Linked DNA regions of Homo sapiens: all the other regions are linked to region 1. The links are chromatin loops, found by intact Hi-C in ENCODE. Cell type or tissue: HCT116. All regions are shown on one strand.

Region 1 (5,000 bases):
GGTTATTTTATCATTAAAGATAGAACAAAAACTAGCCAGCTTGTGATTTACATATAAAAACTTGCAAAATGTATGTATTTTATCTAAATTTAAATAAATGCTATCTAATACTGGTAGTGTTATAATGCTATTAACTACTTTTAGAATTTGCAGATATTTGATGTTTTCTTAGCATGTAGCAACTTATTTTCATAATCTTTAAACTGTCTTTTAGGACTTTGTACATTTTAGTGATGCCTATGTTTACTAAAATTAGCAATGAAATCTAAAACCAAAGTTATTCTTCTTTGCCTAATAAAAAATAGTTCTTAAATAAGAAAATATTAAGTGGTTAATTTAAAAGCAAGTATTTAGGAGATGGTTACTGGGTGTCAAGTATTAACAAAAAATGAAGGATTTTTATTATGCAAAATACTTTTTGAGTGGCATGAGGTTTTACCATATGTTCAGTTTTATAATTTCAATTTACAAGAAGATGCTTCCAGAAAAAAGAATGCTGTTTTTTTTCTGCACATCTTTACACATTTCTAGTACTGAGTTCTGTATCAAAGAAAGAAATAATTTTAAAAGTATTTGTGTTAAGTGGTTTTTGGTAAAAATCGGCTGAGAAATACTGAATAAAAGCTACAACTATCCAAAATGTGAATATTAACAAAGCAATTGACTTGTTCTTTAACCATCCTATGAGAAAGGAACAAACAATTTGGTCAATTACTATCCTGTCAATGCAAATGAAATGGCAAAAGCAAAACAATAAAAACACTTTCAGAAGTAAAAACTAATTTTGTATTTTCAGAAACAGATTTTTTTCAAAGTGAAAATTTATTTCTTGTATCAGTAATGTGACTTACTGCCCAATGGCAACAAATGCTGTGAATGAGTTTGTCCAAATGTAATTTAAAATATATATCTTGTAATGCTAAAAATAGGTTCTACAAAGTAATTTTATTATGAAAAATCTTAAAGTTGCCTCAACTCGTAAAGCATAACAGGTATGTCTGTTTCACTATATCTGCATTGTAAGGTCTATTCTGAATTCATTTGGGAAGAATGGTGAAATAAATCCCTAAAGGCCTCTTTCCTATGCATTAAAATAGAAAATCCTATGGGATTACATTCATGTTTGCTTTCTAAATTATGCCAAAAGCTCAATTTTATTAAGTATAATCTGCCTAGCCATGCATAAAATAAACTACTTTGGTTTAGATGTGAGTATATGTATTATTTATGTTGATTTTTAATGAAAATATGTTTACATGTACCAATATGTTCTGCCTAATATTGGTTAATGTCATAAAAGATAATATAGTAACATTACTTTCCTAAATGTTTTTCTGTGGTCATCCAATAGTGTTTCTTAATAGTAATGCTTTTTAATTTATTTTAGTTGGTTTCAAAAGAGGATAGGTGCAATTTTTACTCCCACTCATTTTAAAAACTGTTAAGAAAATAGACCTTCATTGTGGGGTAACTTTACACATTTATACATGGCAATAGTTTAAAGTTATATCGGCTGCGGGGGCCTGAAAAAGCCATTATTGTCATTTTAATTGAGTTATAAAATACTTTATTTGAACTATTTATGTTCAAGAATCTTGAAGGGTTACAGTCATATAAATGCAGAATTTCAGTTTCTTTTAGCCTAAAGCATCGTTTTAACATTTTCTGAAAGGTTGTTCAATTCTACATTTTGATTCCATATGTGTAATTAAATCTCTATGCACAAAAGCATTCTCTTATGTACTAGCAAATATACCCACAGGAATCTCCTTCTAAACTATAATTTATTTAACATGTAATCATAGGATTTTAAAACATGCTTTCATTTTTCCAAACTGTATGCCAATTTGAACTTCTTGGTGATAAAATGAGAGATTTTATTACCAGTTTGATTTTTTCCTTCTGTGACCTAACAGTGAGTTAAGCATGAGCAGGAGGAAATAAAGAAAATCTTTTGTGAACCTAATCCCATGTGTTAAAACTGTTTCCCTTTTGGAGAAAATAGAAGAGAATCAAAGATTTTTAGTTATTTATGAATTCCAGCACAATATGAATATTTGGGCCTGCAGCATTCTCTTTGGTTTAGCTTAGGTAGTAAATAGCTTGTGTGTGTGTGTGTGTGTGTGTGTGTGTGTGTGTGTGTGTGTGTGTGTGAGTGATTCTCTTGAACGTTGTGGAGTCAGGCCCCCTACTGACTGGATCAGTCAATTACACACACATTGGCGGTGCTACTGAGACATCGTCCCATCAGAATCTGGTGAGGAAAACTAGTCTGGGGTTTTGAGCGTGGCCTTTTTTTTTTTTTTAAACACTTCTGATCTATATGCTGAATCCTTTCCAACCCATCTCATCCGGGCCTTACAGAAACCCTAGCCTAAGAAGTAGCTTATTCAAAATTGGTTTAAACGAGTTTAACAGTCTTACATCCGGCGTGTCTTCCTAAGAAACAGTAAAAGCTTCCCAGAAACCAGAATAGGACTTTGAAGAGGAGAGAACTCTTACACAGATGATGGAATAGATGAGAAAGGTCTCCCCTTTCTCTCATTTTAATTTATATTTAATTTTATATTTAATTATATTCCCAGTTAATAATAATTGTTATAATAAGCTGCTGTGAAAACGACCCTTCATTCTTGGTTGCATTAAGACTTGGACAAAGGCTGTTATCAGGAAGCCGCACTCGACAGGTTGTTATTAAAGAATAAGGCATCATATTACAATGTTTGGCTTCCTTGGAGCTCACTTTAAGAACTCCAGGACACTTTTCAGCTCTCTGGGGAGGCATTTTCAAATTGTCCCAGGCTCAACCCAACCTAAACTGAATGTGTTTTTAATGGCAATGAGGGAGGGGGAAGCGTGCAGAGTGAATGTATCTACTTAGACGGGAGTATGTGTATGGAGGCTGGTGGTTACAACCTTCAAGTTCTCCCGGCCCCCGTTTTCCTAGGACTATATTAAAAAATAATAACTGCCACCCCGGCGTGCCTGTGCTTGAGTTTCCGACTGCCTGAAAATAGCGGCCGGGAGCCTGGCCCACCGCGGGGATCAAGGAAAGCTTCCCGTGGCCGCGCCCTGCTCCCTCGCGGAAGGGGAAGGGAACCCGGGAGGGCGCCTCTGAGCTGGAGTTGCTGCTATTTTGGGCCCAGCCTGGCCGGTGCGTCAATGCCTGCGCCCCTGCGTCACCGCCACCCCCACCCCCTTCCTTCTCCCCAGCTCTCCAAACTCTCACTTTTTCCCTTTCGTTCGCATGGAATCGCTTCTGCCCACGGGGCGCTGACGCTACCGAGCTCATGCTAATATGCTATTCTTCGCCCTCCCCTCCTCATCCCCCTACTCACACACCCTCACCCGCCACCACAACCCGCCCCCCCCACCCACTTCCTGGTTTTATTTTTTTTCTCGCGCCCGCTAGGGCATCGCCGAGCAGCGGCGGCGGCGGCAGCAGCAGCGGCAGCCGCAACATCTGGGGGAAACTTAAGGTGGTCACGTAGGTTTCCCCGAGGCTGCGGCGCAAAAGAGCCCGCGGCTTCCTGGGGCAGCCGCAGGGCATCTGATGGCAACGCCTCCCCAGCCGCCGGCGAGCTGGGGGCAGCAGGGAGTAGGCAAAGGCGGGGCTGCAGATTAGGGTTGAGCAGCCCGGGATCCCGAATAGTTCCACGGAGCCATCGGCCGGTACTGAGAACACGAGTAGGGGGGCAAGTTGCAAAAGGGTCCCGGCTGCCTGGAAACGAGCCACACCGAGAAAGGAGGGGCGGCTGGGACGCTCTGCGCGAGTAGAAAAGCGGGGGCGGCTCCGAACTCTCCCTCCCAAGGCCCAGCCGCTGGAAGCCCCGCGGGAGAAGCCCTAGGAAGCCCTCCCAGCTCCGGCCGGGAGACGGGGAGGGGGCTTGCCCTCCGGAGCTGCGGCGTTTCCTTTGCTAGAAAGCTCCCTGCGCTCTCGGCGTGGCTAGGGGAAATGACTTGCAAAGCAGAAGCGGCGGCGACTTGGACGGCCGCGGGGGTGGGACACGCTCCCAGAGCCAGCTCGGGCCCCTCTCCTGGCTGGGCTGTAGGCTCACACCTTACGCTTTGCGGAGACGCTGCCCCCAATCCCCACCCGCTTCGCTTTTCTTGTCCAGTCTTTCTGGGCTCTAAGATTGAGGCTGTGATAGACCTTGTGTTTCAAACGAAGATCGATTTATTCCCTTAAAACTCGTGGAAGGGGTACGAGTTGGTGGGCACAGAGGAGTATCGAAAGTATTAGAGTTTGCAGAAGGTGGGAATCAGAGTACCTTTCTGCAGAAGGCGCACCTGTTGCCTGCTGCTCGGCTGCATTGTCTGCGAAAGGAAAAGGGGCGACGCTTCACTCTGACTTTTGGGGTTTCTAAAGAGCTGGGTCACGGTCACTGTCTACCCTCTCCCCTTCCTCTCCCCCCCCCCCGCAAGCACCACGTCCTCCATCGAACGTGGGCACTGCATGGAAATAAGGAAACATAGAAAAATAAGCCCTACCCCCACTCCCATTCCCTTTCAGATGGGAGTGTGGGGGGTGGGGGTGGGGTAGAGAGAGTGAGAGAGAGAGATAATTAGAATGAATATATGCCAGAAGAGGAGGAGGCCTGGGACAGGAAAAGGGAGTAAAAGGGGATGAACCGGGTAGGGAAATCCCACCCGAACTGCGTGAGCCCTCTGAGCGTCTCGTGTCATGGGACATCTGTACGCTCTTCCGCTAAGGGGGTGACGAAGGTGGGTGGGAGAGGTTAGGGCGCTGCAAGGCACATCCCATTCCGTGCGGCTCCAGGTGCGTACTACCTGGCCACGCCGGCCTTGCCTTCCGCCGGTGCTTTTGTTGCACCCTCCCCACATGTGAGCGGCCGAGCCGCTGCGCGGGCGCAGGGGCTTCGGGGAAAGTGAAGTGTCGCGACGCTGCGGGCTGCGCAGACCTGGGAGAGGTCACACCTCTTTCGGAAAAAAAAAAAGAAAAGAAAAAAAACACCAAAAACCACCCAAGCTGGCTACCA
Region 2 (5,000 bases), 960 kb after region 1:
TATTTTTCTTTCTGCACATGCTCTCTCTTGCTTGTGCTCTCTCTCCTCCTTTTCTTTCGTTGCTTTCTTTCTATATTTGTTATTCTTATATGATTTCGAACAAAATATATAATTTTATTGATAAATTATCTGGTTTTATGAATTTTCTTACTTTGTTATGTTTTTTGGCCTGAGCTACAATAACAGCTGTAAATCCATAAGACTTTGAATAATAATGCATGTGAAGAATTTTAATTTCTTTGAAAAAAACTTATTTATTTGAGGTTATTAGACATTATCATTCTGATAACCTGCGAGATCTTATAAATCTGATTTTTTTGGCTTTGTCAAAGCATTTTTTTTTGCTTTAATACATGCCAGTTTATTTCCACAAATTGTTCATGAGAATGAAAAACTGGCTGATAATTAGTTCACTAACATATTTTACAAATATTTACTACAATCAAATTCACCCTCTAAAATCTCAATATAAATTTTAGGATATATTGAATCATTTTGAAAAACCACAACCTCTCTCTTGCTGCTCTATCGATGTGGTGCCTAATTACTACTATATTTACTATTTATTTCACCTAAACGTCTCTATGGTTATAACAACACAACCTTGATTTAACCAATTAACAAGTAGAAAAATCAATAAAACAACTAGATGTTTTTCAATATATTGCCACAAAAGATATTTAAATTTGTGTTTTTTTTAAACCTGACCTCAACTGTTATTTGAGTAGCCTGATAATATTGATAAGTTGCAGTTTTGTGTAGTAAACAGAACCCGTATGTTATAGACTCTTGGGATTGAAGCAATAGGCCTAGCTTATCTGTAAAAGGCATGATTATACATTACTAAGCTACTCAAACGATTGATTTAGTAGAATTACAGAGAATAGAATTACTCATCTAATATGTTTGCTTTAAAGATGGCAAATAAATTGGTTTATGGGAAAATGTTTCATTACTCAAACTGCTGTTTTTTAACGTTATCTAGGAAGATTGGTAACATACAACCAGTGAAAAAGAAGAGTTGCTAAAATAACTAATGAAGTAAATTTTATAAATGTGAATAACTTAGTCAAAGAAGGTTCCTGCCATCATCATCCTGGGATTCAACTGTTTGTCAAAGATCTCAAGAGTACCTCCTTCATGTATATGAAATAAATTTAACCGTGTTATGAAGTTGCAAATAATTTACATACTGACAAATATGATTTTTGAAATCACAAATTCTATTATTTAATTAAAATAATTTATCAATACATTAATTTTCTTTGTGATTGACTTTGTAGGCTTCTATCCCTAGAAAAAAGTTAAAAAAAATCCCAACAAAAAGAAGGTATTTACATTCAGTTTTATTTGTATATTCAAAAATTCTTGTTACTTTCTAAGACATTAAAATAAGATTATACCTAAAGTAGCAAAATTACAACAGAAAACTTTTGTTCCTTTTTTTTTTTTTGATTTATTTAGCTCACCACTCAGCTAGCCAAAAAGTGTCTGAAAAGTAAGGGGAGTCTACACTGCTAGCTAGTCATGACATGGACAATTTAGCGATGTGATACAGGAAACAATTTTTTTAAAAAATAACATGTAAATGAATAGTTCAAACAAATTATGTTAACATTTCTTTCTTATCTTTAACTTTTTAAGTTACTATAAACTATTCTTTGATTTGGTAGCGTACTTCATCATTTCTTTCACTGATCATTTTCTTTTCCCTCTTTTCCTTTTTCTGAACAAAAATAAAAGTAATTTTAGAAAAAAATTGACTAAACTGTATTTTGCTGTATATGTTTCAAATAATGGTTATTATTACTAATGACTTTAAAATATATACATATGAGAAAAATATCAATAATTGGCAAATGAATCTAGAAACATTCCATGAGAGTATATGTTTTAAATATAAAGAATTTTTCACAAAAAAGTATGTGAATGGACCATGATTGAAGTTCAAATGATTCTAGTAAATGGCCTTAGATATAAACTTAGTTTCTTATAATTTTCCATTGCTTTATTACACTAACGAAACAGCTTTAGTTAGGGTTCCTTATAATGTGTAGCTCCACAAGGACCTATTTTTTATACTTTGGCTCCATCTAGTAGAAACTGAGGAAATTACTTGAAGATGTGACTTCCCTTTTTGTAGGACTTCGAGCTGCATGTCATGGTAATGGAAAATAAAATAAAAGATGGCAAATAACCTGCCTTTATTATAATGTGGCATGCTTTTATTTGAAAATGTAAACTACTATTCTATATTGTGTCATATGCTTTTTACCTAGAGTAAGTCAATTGTTTACTATTTTAACCAAATTCAGGATTTTGCTGTCTTAAATTTTGAGAGAATAAAAATGGTTTTAATTCTTGTTCCATCACTTTCTCCTCCAAGGTTCTGGCTTTATAACAGCATAGAGTCAACTTTCCTTCAAGATAGAAGGTAAAAAGTACTTTTACTACATTTTCAACTCACACGTGAACTAGCTGAGACGTTTATACAACAGACATGGAAGCCTGTTTAAAGTTCATCTTTGATGGGGAGCAGGTATCGGCTAAATTTTAACGAGTAATCATAGCAAGGTTATAGACTTTTTCATATTTTAAAAAATTACCAATACCTTAATAGTTCTTGGATTCTCATATAAAATATATTTTCTTCCTTTTTTGTTGCTTTTTTTTTTTTTTTTTTTTTTTTGGTTCTTGAAGGTCACAGTAGTTCCTTGACTGCTAAGACTACAATATCTGCAATAGAATGTGTGTTTTCTATAATTGCTTTAAACAGGTAAACACCAGTGCTCTAATCAAAATGACCATTCAATCTAAACAGAAAACTACTTTTTTTTTTCCAGGAGAACATGTAGTATTTAACAAATGACATCCTAAGGTTGTAAAGGAATGGATAATTTAAAGTAGCTAATGGGAATGACAATGTTAGTTGTACTGCCCCAAATCTAACTGCCAATAAGAATGCCTCTGTAGTTTTACCACCTGAAATACTTCCAGTATAGGCAGCTAATCTAACCTGCAACACAGCCAATTCAATCATTGCTGACACTTTCACCATCAACACTGATCACTGTCGCTCAATCAATTGTGTCATGAGGAGCCATTGATTTCAAGATGGCTAAACTGATTGGATAACCATGAAATGATTCAACTGGTTAGTGCCTGTACATATTTCCATACTTTGCTTATTGGTGGGAAGCACAGTAAATTTCAGAGATGTGACTAGTGAACCGGTTTGACTATTTAAAATTGCAATGCAGTCTTCTGAGTAGAGAGAAGGTCATTTCTTTTGAAAGGAAAACTTTTTGAAAAACGCAGTGGCTGTAAAAAGTTATGCTACTCTCAATTTGATTTTGAATGGCTTATAAAATAAACTTTTTATTTTAGAGCAAGATTAGGGTTACATAAAAATTGTGAAATTCAAGTTCCCTCATATTGCACATCCAATTTTCTCTATTACATTAGTAAATAATACATAGATTCATAAAATTCTCTCTAATTTGCTCAATTGTTATTAAATGTTTTCATCAATTGGACTCATAAAATTGCATTTTATTAAAAAGGGTTATTTTACTCTTTGTTAGTGTTATGCAAATCAGCTTTTATGCATTCTTTTTAGGTTTCGATACCACACAACTTTCTGTAAGTTGTTTTTTAAAAAGCAATTTTTGGCAATATAATATGTGCAAACATTCAAGTCATTTAAATGTACCTAGTATTCTGCCTTTAAATGTTTGGCAAAAACTAAGTAAAAAATACCTTTGACCTATATCAGAATAGAAGATGAAAGACATTTTAAAAGAAGTACTTCATAATAAAACATCCTGATATACTGGTGTAGAGCTAACATGTGATAATCATCAATGAACATTTATTTTTGTCACTATAAAAATAACTCATGCATGTGTAAAAAAAACTCTGAACAATACAAAATTCTATAAAATAAAATATAAAAGTTCTTCCACTCTTAGTCCCATTTTCTAGCGTTAACATTTTATTTCATTTTTGTTCTTTAGATTGTCATCAAACTCTAAATACTATGTTTTTACTCCATTTCTGCATATATCTAATGTAGGCAGGATTTACTGCAGCACAGATTAAAGAATTGAGCATATTTGTACTAACTCCTTTCATTTGTTCATGCAAACATTTAGTTTCCTTATTTGTCCTTATTTTTCTCTGTGAGGAAGATACTTATTTATTTCTGTTACTATTCACTTTAGCCTGTGTAATGACCACTATGTCAACTAAGAAACTGGCCCATATATATACTTCTCCATATGTGGTTCGATTCACTTTCACTTCTTGTGGGTTTTCAGATCTACAATTACTTTATGATTCAAGATTATAGCATCTATTTATTGCCTAAAATATATGCAAACCTTTGATAACCTGTGTTTATAAGTTGATTATAATAATTAAAAATTAATAAAGTAGGTTTATAATATAAAGATAATTTAATCATTATTGATAGCCATACCAAACCCTTTTTGACCTATACAAAATGAAACATAATCTTTATCATTAAGTGTGTATCATTCAAAAGAGAAAGTGCCAAGTATCAAGTTCAAATGAATTCTTAAGCTGTATTCATTGAATAAAATTACATTATGTTTTAACTTGCTTTGTAATAGTATTATGCTTTTTTGTAAAGTTTGTCACTTTACTTTGTTCCTCATTCCTTCTCTCTTTTTTTTTTCCCTTGGTGTGTGACTGACTAGGCATAAGAAAATCTTTCATTTTCTTAGCCATAGATGTGGTAACCAATTGCCAAAGTTTTCCAGGGTAAGTCTATCTAAATTTTGATTCTAATTTGCATTAATTTTTTCAAATATGTACATATACATGTCTTTCTATTCATTAAAAAGACTCAAGAGAGAAGTTTAAAAAAACACCTACAATTCTATCAATCATAAAATACTAGGAGTCATAACTAACTTTACTATTTTGCATATATATTTCCCAATATTCTGATTGCATATATCAAGAATGAGAGTAGC
Region 3 (5,000 bases), 560 kb before region 1:
AGACCTATAGAATTGCTTTTGCCACCTGTGTGCCCCTCGAATCCTGCCATTGGAAGATTAGCTTCCTTTTCTTCAGGTACAAATCCTGCAAAGGCTGATAGCTACAACTTAGAGAGGTGCCACTGGATGTGGGAGAGACATCCATTTGATAGTGACAGAATAAGGATGTTAATGGATAGATTTATTTGTTGCTTCGAAGCATACTGATACTGTAGATGGAATTGAGAAAGTAAAAACTTTGTTTTCACCTCATGGAATGTGGTTTCCTATAAAAATGTGCTTCCATTAAGATAATGTTGGAGTTCTAAATCTGTCTAAACAGGAGTGAATAGGAAGGCCCAACTTCAGTTTCATTTTTAAAATGTTTTTATACATTTTAGTTTCAAGTTCTGCATGCTATTTGGAGGCTTTAAGGGGCTAGATTTCTATTAGCTTTGCCTTTAGGCAGGTAGAGAAATAAGTTATACAAGCTCACATATGAGGAAAAGTAAAAGAGCACAAAAATTAAATTTAGAACTCTGGATTTGAGTCCAACCCCACCATCAACATTCTGTGTGCTCTTAGTTAACTCTCTGATCTCCAAATTCCTTATCTGCTAAGTGAAGGCAATAATAGATCTTTAAGTACCTTACTGGGTAAAGATAAAATAAGATGATTTATATGAACGCAGTTTGTAAACTTTTAGCACTGATAGCATTAACCGACTTAAGGTTTTCTAAATTGATTGCAAAAGATCTCAAAAGAGTTTTTCAGAATTTTTATGTAATTCAATGTCCTGGTATAGTAAGTGATTCCAGCATTGTTTTGGCAAATGAATACTCTGAAGAAAATGTGACCTAAACATTAAACTCTTAAGTCCTGTCAAACCCTACTCTGAAAATAATGATAGCATATACATAATGATCCAGGTATTCCAAATCACAGAATGAAAAGAAGAAGAAAAATCAGTTTACAAATACAAATCTGAGTTACCTTTCCTACTCCAGGACTGTAATTATTTATTTTACAGTTATATTTTCACTTGCAGAAACTCGTTGCTCTTTACTAGTATTTTATTTAGGGAGAATAAATTAAATGCTAAAGAATGGACCATAATGCTACCTTCCTTTCATGAAGTAGAATTTTTCTCAAACTATTGAGGAAAAGAAGATGAACTTGCTTTGTCCTCGTCCCTGAAAGGACTGTGATCATTAAAGGGAACTGATAACTTCCTTCAAATATGTTTAGCCCGTAAGCTAGCAAAGGTGACTAGCAGGAATGGTGATTAATTTCCTAGTCAGGAAGAGAAAAATATAATAAATAATCTTCTAAACTGGTTCAATGAATCTGCATTTGCACTAGACACTCCTAAGTTCCAGAAGTATCACGTAGAAAAATCCCGTAACACGGATCCAGCGAGAGAAGGACTCTAACTTGGAAAACAGAGAGGAAATTAGAGATGGAGACAAGCCTGAAATTAGTATTATTTAAAGAGTGCCGTTGGCACCTACAGCATGAATAAAAGTAATTAGTTTAACATTGTGTCTCGTCCTGACAGTTTTCTTTTTCTTTTTTGATGCAATCAAGCCCCTTTCCTTCACTGTCCTAAATCATCGCAGGCTTCATTAGAGCCACAAAGCACAAACTGCTGGGGACGTCTTTTCTGCGGGATACGGCTCTTTATTCAGTGACTTCCGCTCAGACTGCAGACTGCCTGCGTATTTAAGCACTGGGGACTCAAAAAGAACTAGCTCCTGTTTTATTTGTTCACATTCCGAGTGCTACATGATTCTGATTACAACGCAGACGGCTTGAAGCAGTCAAGGATAAATACAAGGGTTAAATAATCCAGCAGTCACTGAAACTGGACCCCAGAAAGACTGAGTCTAAAAGCTTCTTTGTTAGCCTGTCACTTCAAGTGTCTTTACTCTGTATGCAAATTCCGTCCACCTTACAGGTATATAGGTGAACTCTTTCCCTCTCTGCGGTTTGTTTTAGTTTGTGCCATTTTTCTTGATGTGGAAAATGTCTGTGTCCTGAAGAAATGCTTTCACCTGCAAGTGAGGTAAACACATTGTACACTGTTTTACCAAAAGAGGGCAATGTTGCTGTTCAGAATTTCCTCATTCTGTTCCCCAGGACCTGTTCTCTAGAACGGTAAATAATCTTTGCTGTCTCTTCCCTTTCACCCATATACAAGTTTCCACATGTCTATGCGCTCTGTAGTTAATCAGGACTTTATAACTATCTGTCTTACCTATTAACTGCATCCACTCCCAAATTGTTTAAAGGTTAACACATTTCACTCCATGCATGACTGGCACACATGAGCAAAGTGCTGTCTCTGAAATTCTAAATCCTTTTCCATTTGCCAATGATAGGCAAGAGGAGAAACAACCTGCTTTAGGAAATATTGAAAGATATTTTTACTATGTCCCTATTCTCAAGTATTCAATCAGTGTATTATCGAACTCTGGTTCTCCTAGGTAACCAAACTAAAAACACAAGGGAGGAAACACAGTGTTCATTTTGGGGGAATTTACTTCACAGTTATTCATCATCTTATTAGTTAAAACATGCTTCAAAACTAATACCAGGATATTGATAATAATCTTGATAACTGGCATTCAATTTCTTTTGTGGAGAGTCAGGGAATGAATGCTGCATGATATGATTTTAAATGATATAACCCAATGTGAATTCAGGACTTTATGTAAGAGTTTTCTTTAGGAGACTCTAAATTAGTGATCTGCCTTTTCTTTAAGATGTTGCATTTTCCCCCTTGGCAGCTTATTGTACTTTAATAGGTTATTTCCACCTATTTTTCATTCCTTAAAGAATTGTAATCCAGTTGTTTTCTGGAAAGCGCAATTTAGATTTTCAATGGAAGGTTTGTTTGAGTAGCAGAATTCTTGGCATTTTTTTTTTGTCAAAGAAGAAACACTCTCAGTCTATGGAGTGTTTCTTTTGCTCTCTGAAGCAACTGGCAATGTAGCTGGACTACCAAAGGAGTGCTATCAGAGCAAACTACTCTTGCATTTAAAAAGCCTACTAGCCTATTTTTTTTTACAAATATATGTGTGTATATATATGTGTATATACATATGTGTGTGTACCTATAAATGTGTGTATGCACACACACACTGCTATTTCTGTCTTTGTTTTTTTTTTTAGTACTGACTCATATTTAAAGTTCATTAAAAGGAAATAATTGTAGGCAATTTTGGGCATTAAGCATTTCCTAGGGACTGCAACTAGGTGTTTCATCAGAACCAACAGTCTGAAAATATGAAAACTACAGTCACTAAAATTAAAAATACATTAACAGGGAAAAGAATTTGGTGTGGAGTGGCAAATCCTTAGAGCAGGAGATAGTCTTTGATGGGCTTCTTGGTTCTTTCAGTCTCTGAAGTGCCTCATGTTCTCATATTTAACTGGGCTTGAAAGATTTAAGTGGAATCTACTGTCCCAGGGACATCAATAAAACCCATAGAAAGCTGTGTCTGCTGTAGGTGGTTGAGGAAATCCTTATTTAACATTGACTTAGTTTACTGTGGCTCGTCTTTTTCATTTTTTCTGAGTTAAAGCCCGCCATCTCATTTCTGCTTCCTTCTTCTACATCTGTCAGTATATGTACATGAGAAAGTCTATGTTATTAAAAGAATAATAACCATATTGCAGGTTTCTGAACCCAAGATTGTATTTTCTTTCTCAAATATTCATTAAAAAATATAGATTGTATTTTATTGAAAGTGCTCTTTAATGAATAGTATTCCTGTTTGCGTACAAGAAGGAGCTTCCAGTGCAATTCCCTGACAGTAATTGTGGTCTGAATTGAGAACATACAGTAACGGAGTGCAGTTAATGGCCACCCTGTGGATTGAGTGCTCCACTTTTGTCATATCTGGCTACTTTTTAAAATGCAGAAATTAGTTAGGCCAGCAAAGAGTTAATTATGTTCTTGTATCAGGAAACCCTCAATGAGCAGTCAGAAAGAGGAATTCTTTGTCTTTAATGCAAAACAGAAATTTCAAAGACCCTGGCAGATGATAGTCTATAAATAGTAACTGAGCATCTAGTTTGTGTGTGTGTGCGTGTATGTGCATGTGTGTAATGTGAGAACAAGGGAAAACCCTCCAGTAAGGCAGTCCACAATGTTAAGGAGCACGAAATGAGTCGTTGGTACCTTTTAATTTCCATAAAATTAAAATAAATAAACAGAACAAAACACCTTTCTAGCCAAACTTCATCTTTTTACTTCTCTAATTTAATCTCTTATCACCTAATAATTACCAGCATGTAAAAAAGCATGTCTAACCGAAGAAACAGGTTCTTTGTGTGACTATGGTCAGCTCCAAAAGGTCCAAGCAAAATAGACATGTTCATAAATGGGTTAAGGATGAGAGAGATCAAGTTTGCAAAGACCAAATAGGAGATGTTGACATTTTATAAGATTTGGGGAAATAGGAGGCTATATAATTAAATCATTTAATCTTCTGATTTCTTAGAATTTGAGGAAAAGAGTAATTTAAAATATCTGTCTGTGAGCATACACACATTCACACAGACACATGCGCACACACACTCGCACACACACACTCATACACTCAGAGTCATCTAGATGATATACTTGCCATAGAGAATTTGCTATGAAAAGCAAAAAGCTAACATAAGCAAATGGATATTTTTTAAACCTATCCAGGCTTTTGCAAAACAGAAGATGTTATTCTCAAAACTTGTCTTGGAAAGGGAGAAAATCCATTAAAGTTGGAGCATTTGATGAAATACCTTAGCTAATATGTAGGGTTTGACATCAAAGGTGAGTAGTGCATCAAACCATCAGGATTGCTGCATAGCCACCTCCACCTCATCTAAAAATGCACTGGGATTCATAGCTCTGGTTCTTGAGGATAGTCTACATCCTAGGTGGGGACCAAGGATTTATACCTCCTTGGTATGTGATGGATACTGGGTTTTGCAAAGCCATAGTGCTCACTAGCATATTTAGAAAAATCAGAAAC

What was found. A loop is a pair of places that touch in the nucleus more often than their neighbours do. Peaks named below come from ENCODE experiments on the same cell type or tissue, not always from the same donor. Only the 100,000 strongest peaks of a DNase experiment are listed, where the experiment ranks them.
Region 2: a loop joins it to region 1, with 4 times the contacts of the local background. A loop is called at or near these places in 20 of 110 quality-filtered maps.
Region 3: it touches region 1 in a loop (9-fold over the local background); 22 of 110 quality-filtered maps call a loop at or near these places.

What each region holds. Positions count from the first base shown.
Region 1 is chr2:156,332,903-156,337,902 of GRCh38, reverse strand. It overlaps FLJ46875 (a long non-coding RNA gene), which reads left to right. Exons shown (of 1, transcript NR_147695.1): 1 at 1-1,331. Among named protein-coding and RNA genes, the nearest start is that of NR4A2, 2.7 kb to the right of the region's middle. RefSeq lists enhancers at 2,921-3,020, 2,579-3,451, 4,921-5,000. In HCT116, a CTCF peak has its summit at 2,213; DNase peaks (open chromatin) are centred at 2,182 and 3,192; H3K4me3 peaks cover 3,132 bases; H3K27ac peaks cover 3,757 bases.
Region 2 is chr2:155,370,251-155,375,250 of GRCh38, reverse strand. All of the region lies in intron 1 of LOC105373699 (a long non-coding RNA gene), which reads right to left. Among named protein-coding and RNA genes, the nearest start is that of KCNJ3, 670 kb to the right of the region's middle. In HCT116, a CTCF peak has its summit at 2,091; a DNase peak (open chromatin) is centred at 2,080.
Region 3 is chr2:156,889,765-156,894,764 of GRCh38, reverse strand. No RefSeq gene overlaps it. Among named protein-coding and RNA genes, the nearest start is that of LINC01958, 230 kb to the right of the region's middle. In HCT116, a CTCF peak has its summit at 2,071 (motif pointing right); DNase peaks (open chromatin) are centred at 1,684 and 2,084; H3K4me3 peaks cover 2,427 bases; H3K27ac peaks cover 844 bases.